2 separate regions of the Mus musculus genome follow, and region 2 is linked to region 1. The links are chromatin contacts, found by Hi-C in ENCODE. All regions are on one chromosome and are shown on one strand. The core of a region is the stretch at or near the end of the contact, and the rest is flanking DNA. Distances in the headings are between cores, read along the strand shown. Region 1 has its middle 66 kb from the start of Pdp1. Region 2 holds the start of Cdh17 (cadherin 17).

Evidence for each region. A loop is a pair of places that touch in the nucleus more often than their neighbours do.
Region 2: a loop to region 1 is called in a map of T-helper 17 cell, with 1.8 times the contacts of the local background. The contact joins the promoter of Cdh17 here to the enhancer-like site in region 1. A Hi-C loop is called at or near these places in 2 of 37 maps with a recorded cell type or tissue (both T-helper 17 cell).

Annotation. Positions count from the first base shown.
Region 1 is chr4:11,897,913-11,903,003 of GRCm38, forward strand. No RefSeq gene overlaps it. Among named protein-coding and RNA genes, the nearest start is that of Pdp1, 66 kb to the right of the region's middle. Within about 2 kb of position 2,264, at least 1 of the 3 ENCODE cell types and tissues checked has a DNase peak (open chromatin) inside an H3K27ac peak, as active enhancers do.
Region 2 is chr4:11,755,249-11,759,862 of GRCm38, forward strand. Cdh17 (cadherin 17) reads left to right here and starts at 2,909. Exons shown (of 18, transcript NM_019753.4): 1 at 2,909-3,033.

The DNA of each region.
Region 1 (5,091 bases), core at 1,014-3,513:
ATTTAGGCTTAGAAAGAGACTGTGGTGACTGTCCTAGTCAGGGTGACTGTTGCTGTGGTTAAACACCATGACCAAAAGCAAGTTGGAGACAAAAGGGATTTTTTTTTGGTTTACACTTCTACAATGTAGTCTAGTCAAAGGAAATCAGGACAGAAACTCATACAGGGCAGGAACTTGGAGGCAGGAGCTGTGGCAGAAGTCATGGAAGGTTGCTGCTCACTGGCTTACTTTGAAGTGCTTGCTCTGCCTGCTCTCTTACAGAACCCAGGACCACCAGCCCAGCACTGGCCCCACCCACAATGGTCTGGGCACCTCCCACATTGTACTAGTCAGGTTTCTCTAGAGTGATAGAATTTATAGAATGGATATCTGTCTATCTGTCTATCTATCTATCTATCTATCTATCTATCTATCTATCCACACACACACACACACAGGACAACTTACACGTTGCATTGTTGGATTAGTTCAGCTAATGCCACAATGGCTGGCTGAGAATGGAAAGTACAAGGATCCAGTAGTTGCTCAGTTCACAAGGCTGGATGTTGTCTCAGCTGGTTTTCTGTATGTGCTGAAACCCAGAGAAATAGGCTCTAATGCCACTGAAGGAATGGACTTGATAGCAAGGCGAGAGCAAGCAGGCAAAGAACAAAAACTTCCCTTTTCCATGTCCTTATTTAGGCTTCCTGTAGAAGGCATGTGTACATTAGATCAGGATTAAATATCTGGATTAAAGATATGTCTTCCTGCCTCAAAATCTGGATTAAAGGTATTTCTTTCTACCGCAAAGACCCAGATATCTCCCTACTTCAAATTAAGCAAAACTTCCTCACTCCTATTCCCTCTATTTTTGCCTTTTAGTTCCAAACGTAGTCAAGTCGACAACCAAAAATAGTCATCACAGGCATCAGTCACTAATTAAGAAACTGCCCTACAGGCTTTGCCTTAAGCCATATCTATGGAAACTGCCCTACAGGCTTGCCTTAAGACACATCTATGGAAGCTTTCCTCACCTGAGGTTCCCTTCTCTCAGAAGACTCTATCTGTGTCAAGGTGACATAAAACTAACCAACACAATTGACTCTTGGTTGGCTCCACACACAAATACATCACTCTTTCCAGTTCATTCCCAAGATCACACATTAATATTATCATCCCACTATAAAAATCCCAAATCTTAAAATTCTTTAACAATTTAAACACTGAAAAAAAAATCAGCCTCTTTAAAATATTATCTCTTTTAAAATGTAACGTCTCTTAAAAATTCAAAAAAAAAATCTCTTTAAAAGTTCAAAATCTTTCAACTGTGAGATTCTATAAGATCAAAAATAAATGAAGCATTTTACTTCTCTCTGAAAGTTCACAAGCCAGACCTCCATCATCTGTACTGCTCTAAACATTCTTATCTTCAAGCTTCCATAGAATAGCCCACTGAGCCATCAACGCTCAATGACTTTCTAGGCCAAACTTCTGAAGTCCTTCTACAATCCTCTCAATAAAAACAGGATCAGGTCTGTCCCAGCAATACCCCATTATCCTGGTAACTATTGCTGTGATTAAACACAATGACTTAAAGAAAGCTGGGGAGAAGATGGTTTATTTAGCTTATATTTCCTTGTGGTAGCCCATCATCAAAGGAAGTCAGAACAGGAACTCAAACAGGGCAGGATCCTGGAGGCAGGAACTGATGCAGAGGCCATGGAGGGCTGCTGCTTACTAGCTTGTTCATCATGCTTGCTCAGCCTACTTTCTTACAGAACCCGGGACCACCAGCCAAGGGTGGCCCTACTTAAATCCATCACTAAGAAATTATCTTATAGGCTTGCCTATAGCCTAAACTTACGGAAGGATTTCCTCAACTGAAGTTCTTTTCTCTCAAATGATTTTAGCCTGCATCAAGCTGTCATAATATTAGCCAAGCAAGGCCTTGCATATTCATCATATTAACAGGCCCTGCCTAACTATAGGAATTAGTATGTGGTTTTGTAAGCTTTTGTTACAAATAGTTATTAGGCAAACTAGTCATCTAGATAATTTAAAAACTCCTCTGGTACTAAATATGAGGAGTGCTAGATAAACTAAGACAGGTATTTATACAGTTATTCTTTTTAATGACATACTTTTTTTTTAGACAAAGAGATGAGCTCAGAAAACCCACAGGCGGTAACAATAACGGGAGAAATAAAAACCAGTGAGACTGAAATGAGCTGGAGATGCCACAGGAAGGGGCGTGCCTGCAGAGCCCCGCCTGCAGAGCCCCGCCTGCAGAGCCCTGCCTGCCTGGAAACAGCAGATAAGTCAGGCCCTGGAGGCAGGAAATCAGAACTGAAACGCAACGTTTCAGGCAGAGGATGCAGTGCAGAATTCAAAACAAATGAACAAAAAACTTCATCTTCAGAGGCACGTTAAAGATATTCCCAACACCCTCTGGTGTATAAATTCTTGACTGTGGCATCCTGCAAATTTTCCGTAGGTGTCAAAGCACAAGATGTGGTGTTTGCGGCTGCCAGCTGAGCAAATGCAACACTTCCCTTGCAGAATGCCATTGCCACCTCCCCAGGTAGGCTCTGCAGGGTTTCTAAGATTACACTCCAACAAAGGCAGATTGATACTGGAAAATAACAAAGCACAGGAGGGAGTCATCAAAGGAAGGAGAATCAACAACAGGCACAGAGGGCATATTCAGAGCTTTAAATGCTATAATTAATAAAGGTGAATTAATTTTTTAAGAAAGGCTTTTAAGTGGGACTTAAGGGGGAGAGTGGGAGAGTTTCTGAAGAATTGATAGGGCTGAGTTTGGGAATGGAATGTAGTAGAACTTTTAGAAATCAAAACTAAGCACAAGCTGAAAGTCTCTAGCCGAAAAAAATACCTGCATACCACATATCTCACAGGCCACTTGTATCCAAAATATATAAAGAGTTTCCTAAATCCAACAGCAAGAAAACAGCCTGGTTAGGAAATAGTAGAAAGATATCAAAGGAACACTTGAGGAGAACCAGTATCTCTGGTTCTTAGAGAAATACAGCTCAAACCCATGTGAGAAACAATCAGATGCCTGAGAGAATGGTTAACATGCAAAATAAAATCCTCTGACAACGCTAAATGCTGACAAGGATGCAGAGACACTAGATCTCTAGGATAATGCAGGTGACAGTGTAAAATGGTACAGCCATCCTATAAATCAGCTGTGGGTCTAGAAAATTAAAAGACACAATGACGATCACCTTTTCCATACAGAAATGTCGCCTCGCTGTTTGTGCGGCTCTGTGCAACCTCACAAATCCCAGACATATCACAGCTGTCCATCAATGGGAGGACAAAACAACCTCTAGTTATACAAGCAACACTACTTAGAGATGAAATCAGGTAAGCTGAGATGCACGTGGCTCAGACTGAGCTTTAAATCACAGTGCTAAGGGAAAGGATCAGTCTCCGAGGGCCACAGGTGCTGTGCATTGTTGTTTTGTTTTGTTTTGTTTTTAATGTTCATCTCTCAAAGCTGCAGCCAGTTAGAGAAAGATGGGAGATAAGTAGTTACTAGGAGAGAAGAGAAGGGAGGGCAATTACAGCTGCATGAAGAGGCAGTGAGGGGCAGCATGGAGGAGTTCTTTTGTAGTGGTGGGCCAACTCTGTATGATACTTATGGTGGTCGTTATATGAACCTATAGTTTTAATATATGCCATCACAACTATATACAAAGAGACTGATGATATGAATGTATTCAAACCCTTTGAAATCTGTACCATATCAGCACGGTACCAATCAATATCTTTATCCAACACTGCATTATTATAGGGTCACTATAGGGTCACATTGGGGAAGCTGGAATATGAATATGTGGAAACTTTCTCTACTTTACTATGGTTCTATAATACTTGAAAACAAATGCTACTTCAGAATTTAAACATACACATATATGGTTTTGTATCGATGAAATTCAATGGATAGTTTGAAAGCCAATAAACCAGAGAAGAGAGAGGCTGGCAAGAGGGCTTAGTGGACAAACGCACTTGTTACATAAACCCAGTAACCTGATTTGGTGCCCAGTGTTCCTCTGACCTCCACACACGTGCTGTGGCACACACAGGCAGCGAACCCACATACAATAATAATAACTTTAGAAGATGAAAACAGAATTCATGAACTGAGAGATTAGTGAAAAAAGTATCTAAATTTAAATAAAATTTAAATTTAAGTTATATCAGGAAAATAAATAAATGTGAATATAAGCATTAGAGGAAGAGAGGAGAAATTGAGAAGGCCAATGTCAATCTAATGTGCTGTGTGTAACAGCAATATCATTGCTGTTGCAGAGATCCCAGGTTGGCCTCAAACTCGTTACATAGCTGGGGGTGACCTTGAACTTCTGGTCATTCTGTCTCTACTTCCCAGACGCTTGGGTTATAGGTGTGTGCTACCACACTCTGTTCATGTAGTGCTGGAGATTGAGCCCAAGGCTTTGTGCTTGTCAGGGAAGCACTATACTAACATATTCAGTCTCCGTGATGAAGCTTTATAAAAGAATAATTAGAAAAAATAAAGGAAAGGGAGTATTTCAACAATGGCTGAGAAACTTATTTGTTGGAAGATGTAACCCTAAAAATTTAAGAAGCACAGCTGTTTGTAAACAGAACAAATAATAAACCAACTTGTAGACATGGTGACTAAAGAGTACCAAAGAAAAAGAGAGCTGAAAAGTAACGTGAGTTTTGCCCATTGCTAATCCTAACTTTCGTTTCAGTGAAGAATTCATCCATGGCTGTTCTCTTGTGTTTACCGGAGCTCCCTGAGAGTGCACTGAAACCTAGACCATCCAGTGCTGATTACGTGGAGAAAATTACAGTACCCCCTGCATTGTAAAACCAGTGTAGTGTGGGCAATGGGAGTCATAATCACAGAGTAGCCGAGGCAGGCACAGGGTTCCAGTGAGGCAGAAACTGGAGAGGCACATTCCCGGGCTGTAGAGTTTCACTCAGCTTGCTTCCATTGCTATAAACAATGAGTAAATCCAGCTCCCTGATTCCATAAACCCGGCCCTGGAACCAGTTCACTTAATCCCTGGAGTGTGGAAGGGCATAGGCTCAGTC
Region 2 (4,614 bases), core at 1,659-4,158, 140 kb before region 1:
CATTTAGTCTTTGTGCTTTGACCAGTTGTTAATTTCCGTGTTAGCCTCTGTCTACTATAATAAACCCTGATGAGGCCTAAGAGCTGCACTGATCTATGGGTAAAGAGATAAAAGTTTATGGGTAAAGAGATGAGATAAAAATAGTAGTAGTAGATTTGCCTCTGACTCTATGAGTTTCCCAACCTTGGGCTCTTGGTCTGATTCACAGTATCAGTTATGTGTTTCCTTCTGTGGAACAGAATTTAAATATAATTGGATCACAGTTGGTTACTTGCATGACATTTGTGCCACTATTGTACCCATGAGCACATCTTGACATGATATTTGTTATTGTAGCTCTCAGGGTTCACATCTGGTGAGACCCTTGGTGATTTTTCTACCCCAGAAGCCTGCATAGCATCTTTGGGTACCATGAAAGCTAATTAACAGACAGAAAGCTTCCTGGTCAGTAACAACTTGATTTCCTCCATGTAGTGGAGTCTTCAGTTAAGAGGGTCTTAGCCTAAAGTTCTGGTGGGCAACTAAGAGTAATAGACATAGGCTATATTATTTGGGGAGTCTCTAGAACACCCCTAACCAACAATTTATCCTACACGTGACAGTGGGCTTTTTGTTTTGTCAACCTGTGGCATATGGGAGGAACGTATCCCCTTTATAGGGTAACTACAATTAAACTCTTTTATATGAATACTAATGTTTCATATGTGTGTGCATGCTTAGGTTTGTGCGGATATGCATGCATGTGCATACCCCAGGAGCTTGTCTGTTTGACATAGGGTCTCCCAACTGGGACTAAGGAACTAACTAGTTAGGCAAGACTGGTTGTCCAGCAAACTCTAGAGATGTTTCTGTCTCTACTTTCTCAGTTCTGGGGTTATGAGTCCGTGCTGTTTTTTTTTACGTGGGCACCAGAGACCAAACCTCTCATTCTCATGCTAACAGGTACAGCTTACAGGTACAGCTCAGCACTGACTGCCCCTTATTCAATTGTTCTTGTCATAAAAATCCTATGTCCTCTGCTTTCAAAGGGGAAATCACTAGTTTTATTACCTATATTATCCTTATTCCTGTTATTATCCTGTTATTACCAAGAAGGTGTTAAACTCCTGTTGTCACTGCATGCAAATTAATTTCTAAAACTCAGCGGTATCTACCCTGACCCATGTTAACAGGAATCGTCTGTCTTTGGAGTGAGTCTGGGAGGATACTGGTTTGATGCTAGTAATGCTTCTCTCAGAACCATGTGACCCTCTTACTCCAGAGAAGACAGGAAACAACAATTCAGAAACTCAATCGCATGCAACATGGTTGGCTGGCTTGGGACTTCTCAGGGTTTAACCAATTATGAGTTCGAAGTCAAGAACAAAAGTAGCAGAACTAGGGACACAAGCAGGATCGTGGTCATCTCCTGATAAGAATGGACCCATGGGGGGATTTTTACTCTTATTAGTCACAGGAACAGGAAGAACATAATCCAGGTCTGAATGCTGTCTTTGTTGTAAATCAGATAGGCCTGGTAGGATAGACTGTATTGTCACAGGCTGAGTGACTCCACCAGATAGAAAATCTCTCCTTACTCTGTTTCCTGTGTCTAAGCTGGAATCTATTCATAGACTTGAGAAGACTAGCTGAAGAGATACCTTTAACTTATATGCCCATGTGCCATGGCCCTGGTGGCATGGTATTATTACTGAAAACAACAGCAATCTATAAATTTACCCGTCTATGAATCTGCTTTTCCTAAAGCAAAACAAAAGCAAAAACACCCCCCAACACACACAAAAACTTTGTAGACTTAAAAATTATATTTTACACACATTATTAAAAGACTACTAGGCAAGAAGCCAACTCCTTCCAGAGAAGTTCTGTGAGGAGAGATGCAATTGATTGATTCCAGGAAGTGAATCATCAGGCAGGATGAAGCTATTTGATTTTGTGTCCCAAGGTCATTTTGTCTAGCAGATGGGAAAGCAGAGATGGTCAAAATTTGAGAAGTTCTTGGCCGAGTTAATCTTACTTCTCTAAACACAGTGAGCTTAGCCGTGAGACTGAGGAGGGAGGGCAGTTCCACTGTTAGAGCACCCAGGAAAGCTGTTCAGGAGATCTTAGAGGGAGGGAGCTCCCATTAAGAGTGCTCTGAAGCCAGCAATGGAAGGGAAGGGAAACAGCAGTTCAGGAGACATCCAGACACACTTCAGAAGGTCCCCAGAAACAGGGTAAACTTTGACCTATGTGACCTCTGCCTGGTATCACTTCACATTTTCAAGATGGTTTCCTGGAGGCACTGAAGAGTGGGACTTAGCCATCAGTCAGAAAGACGCCTTGGCTTAAGATGTCTGTGGCAGTAGCTTCAAAACAAAACAAAACAAAACAAAACAAAACAAAACAAAACAAAACAGAACAGAACTGTGTTTGTTGGGTTACCGTGTCTTTCAGAAGTTGGAACAGCCACTGTGTCTTTCAGCATGGCATCTGGGCCATCTACAAAATCACTTGTCAGTGTCTGTCAGTGGGTGACACTGTCAGCAAACTTGGTGCCTTGTAGTTTGGACTTGTACAGAACCTATACGCATACTTGTTGACAGTCTCCTTTGCAGACACTACAATAAGTGATTGTGTAAAATGTTAGCAACCCTCTTTGATGCCACAGAGCTCACACTCCAGAGATAGTTGGATACACACTCAACTTCCTCATTTAAACTTCTTAACTCCTAACTTATTCATATATTTAAAACAACACCACCACCACCAACAACTCAGCAACCAGTTTGAAAGCATGTTTGGTATGAATGGGTATAAAGTAACTTCTTTCCTGGACTGAATGTAATGATACCTTTTATGATACCCAGTGACTCTCAGATATCAATAAAAATGTTGTGGTTAATGTTTGACTGGGGGGGTGGGTGAAGGGAGAGGCTAGAGGAGCAGAACAGGTTGAGGAAGTGTCTCTTAGGGTTCTTCAGCCACAGCAAGTGTCTCCACGGCTGAATGGACGACAAAAACTTCTAAGCAGCATTTCTTACTTACTGAAAGGTAAGGGTGAATTGTCCTCAGTATTCTTCCAGAAGTTTGTAAGAATGATAACTTAGATGATGGGTGGATGGCTTAAGAAGGGCTGATAAATGTATCCCTTGAGGCCAAGTGTGTACAGCTACAAAAGGTGCTTGTCCCTGGTGTCCTTAGCTTTTGGGGAGGACACAGTTCCTTTCTCTAATAGTTATTTCTCATGAGTCTGTATTTCAGACACTCACTGGATGAAAGTGGCTTTTGGTCGAACTGAACTTGGAGTGGAACTAAGGGAACATTGGGTTCTCTGAGGTGTAAATGAGTGTGAGCACCTGTCATTAGGGATCAGCATCTAAAACTGGTCTGAGAACATTTCCAGAACTATGTTGTAGGAATTGGAGTTAGAATCCTAGTCTCATAAGTTGTGGTGTCTCTCACATGTCTTTAGAGATCATTCAGTCTACTTTTTGGAGGAGACAAATCCAGTGTTGGATTCTTAACACTGTCTGGAACGTGGAAGGGTTGGCACAGAGGAGAAAGGAGACTTTTAAAGAAAGCACTAGAAGAAGAGCGAAAGGGAGACCAGTCCCACCTTGCAGGTGGGAAAGGGAAGTTGCTGTGGGGGTGGGGTGGGGTGCTTCTGGTTCCCTTCATAGCAGATGAACTGTCTGCTAATGAGGGATTCTCAAGATATCATATGCGCACTGGGAATCTTCATAGTTTTGGCCATTGCCAGTGTGTTTTGATTACAGGTGACTTTATAGAAATGACACAGATGCTCCCTGTAGTAGGGTGTACCAAGCAAACTGTTTGGGCAATACTTTCTTTCATACTTTTCTATAAAAATGTAAGTAGCAAGTAAGGCATTGTTTAAAAGAAGAAAGTGCACACTGGGATAACAAGAAAAACAGTCAACATTGAGGTGTTCTAAAGAAATAAAAGGACTCCTTTTCTGGAGAGTCTACAGTTAACTGGGGGACATGCATTTTATGAGTCTTTGGGGTTGGTCAGTTGGGTTGGGCCCATTTCATCATTGATTGGCTAGAGCACATGAGGCTGTGCACTTATGTTCTCTGAACCTTAATCTTTTTCATTTAGATAACAGATAATCTGCCCAAGTGGGTGACCATGAGGAACAAATGCATAGGTAAAGTGCTTGCTGTAATGGTAGCCCCTCAGTGAAGGTTGGCTTTCTTTTTCAGGAGAAAGTCCAGATACTGAGTCAGGTCAAGCTGAGGTGTTACTGTTTGCTCTGTAAGAAAACAAAAACAAAAACAAAAACACCCGCCTTGTGCTTATGATTCTCCTGCATGTTAGGATTATATGTGTGTACCACCACAGCCTTCTAGAAAGATCATTCTCTATTGTGTGCGTGTGTGTGCGCGCACACACACACACACACCACACACACATCCCCCCAAGCTATGTTAAGAACATGGGATTGGACATGATAATAAGAATGATAAGATGATTGGGTTCTGATGAATAATATTCAAAAGTCAAAAGTCCCCCAGACAGTTTCCATATAAGTCTTCAGGTTTGAAGATCTGAGGGAAGATCTGAGCTCTGAGGGAAGTCATTGCTGTTGAACATAAATACTGCATTTGC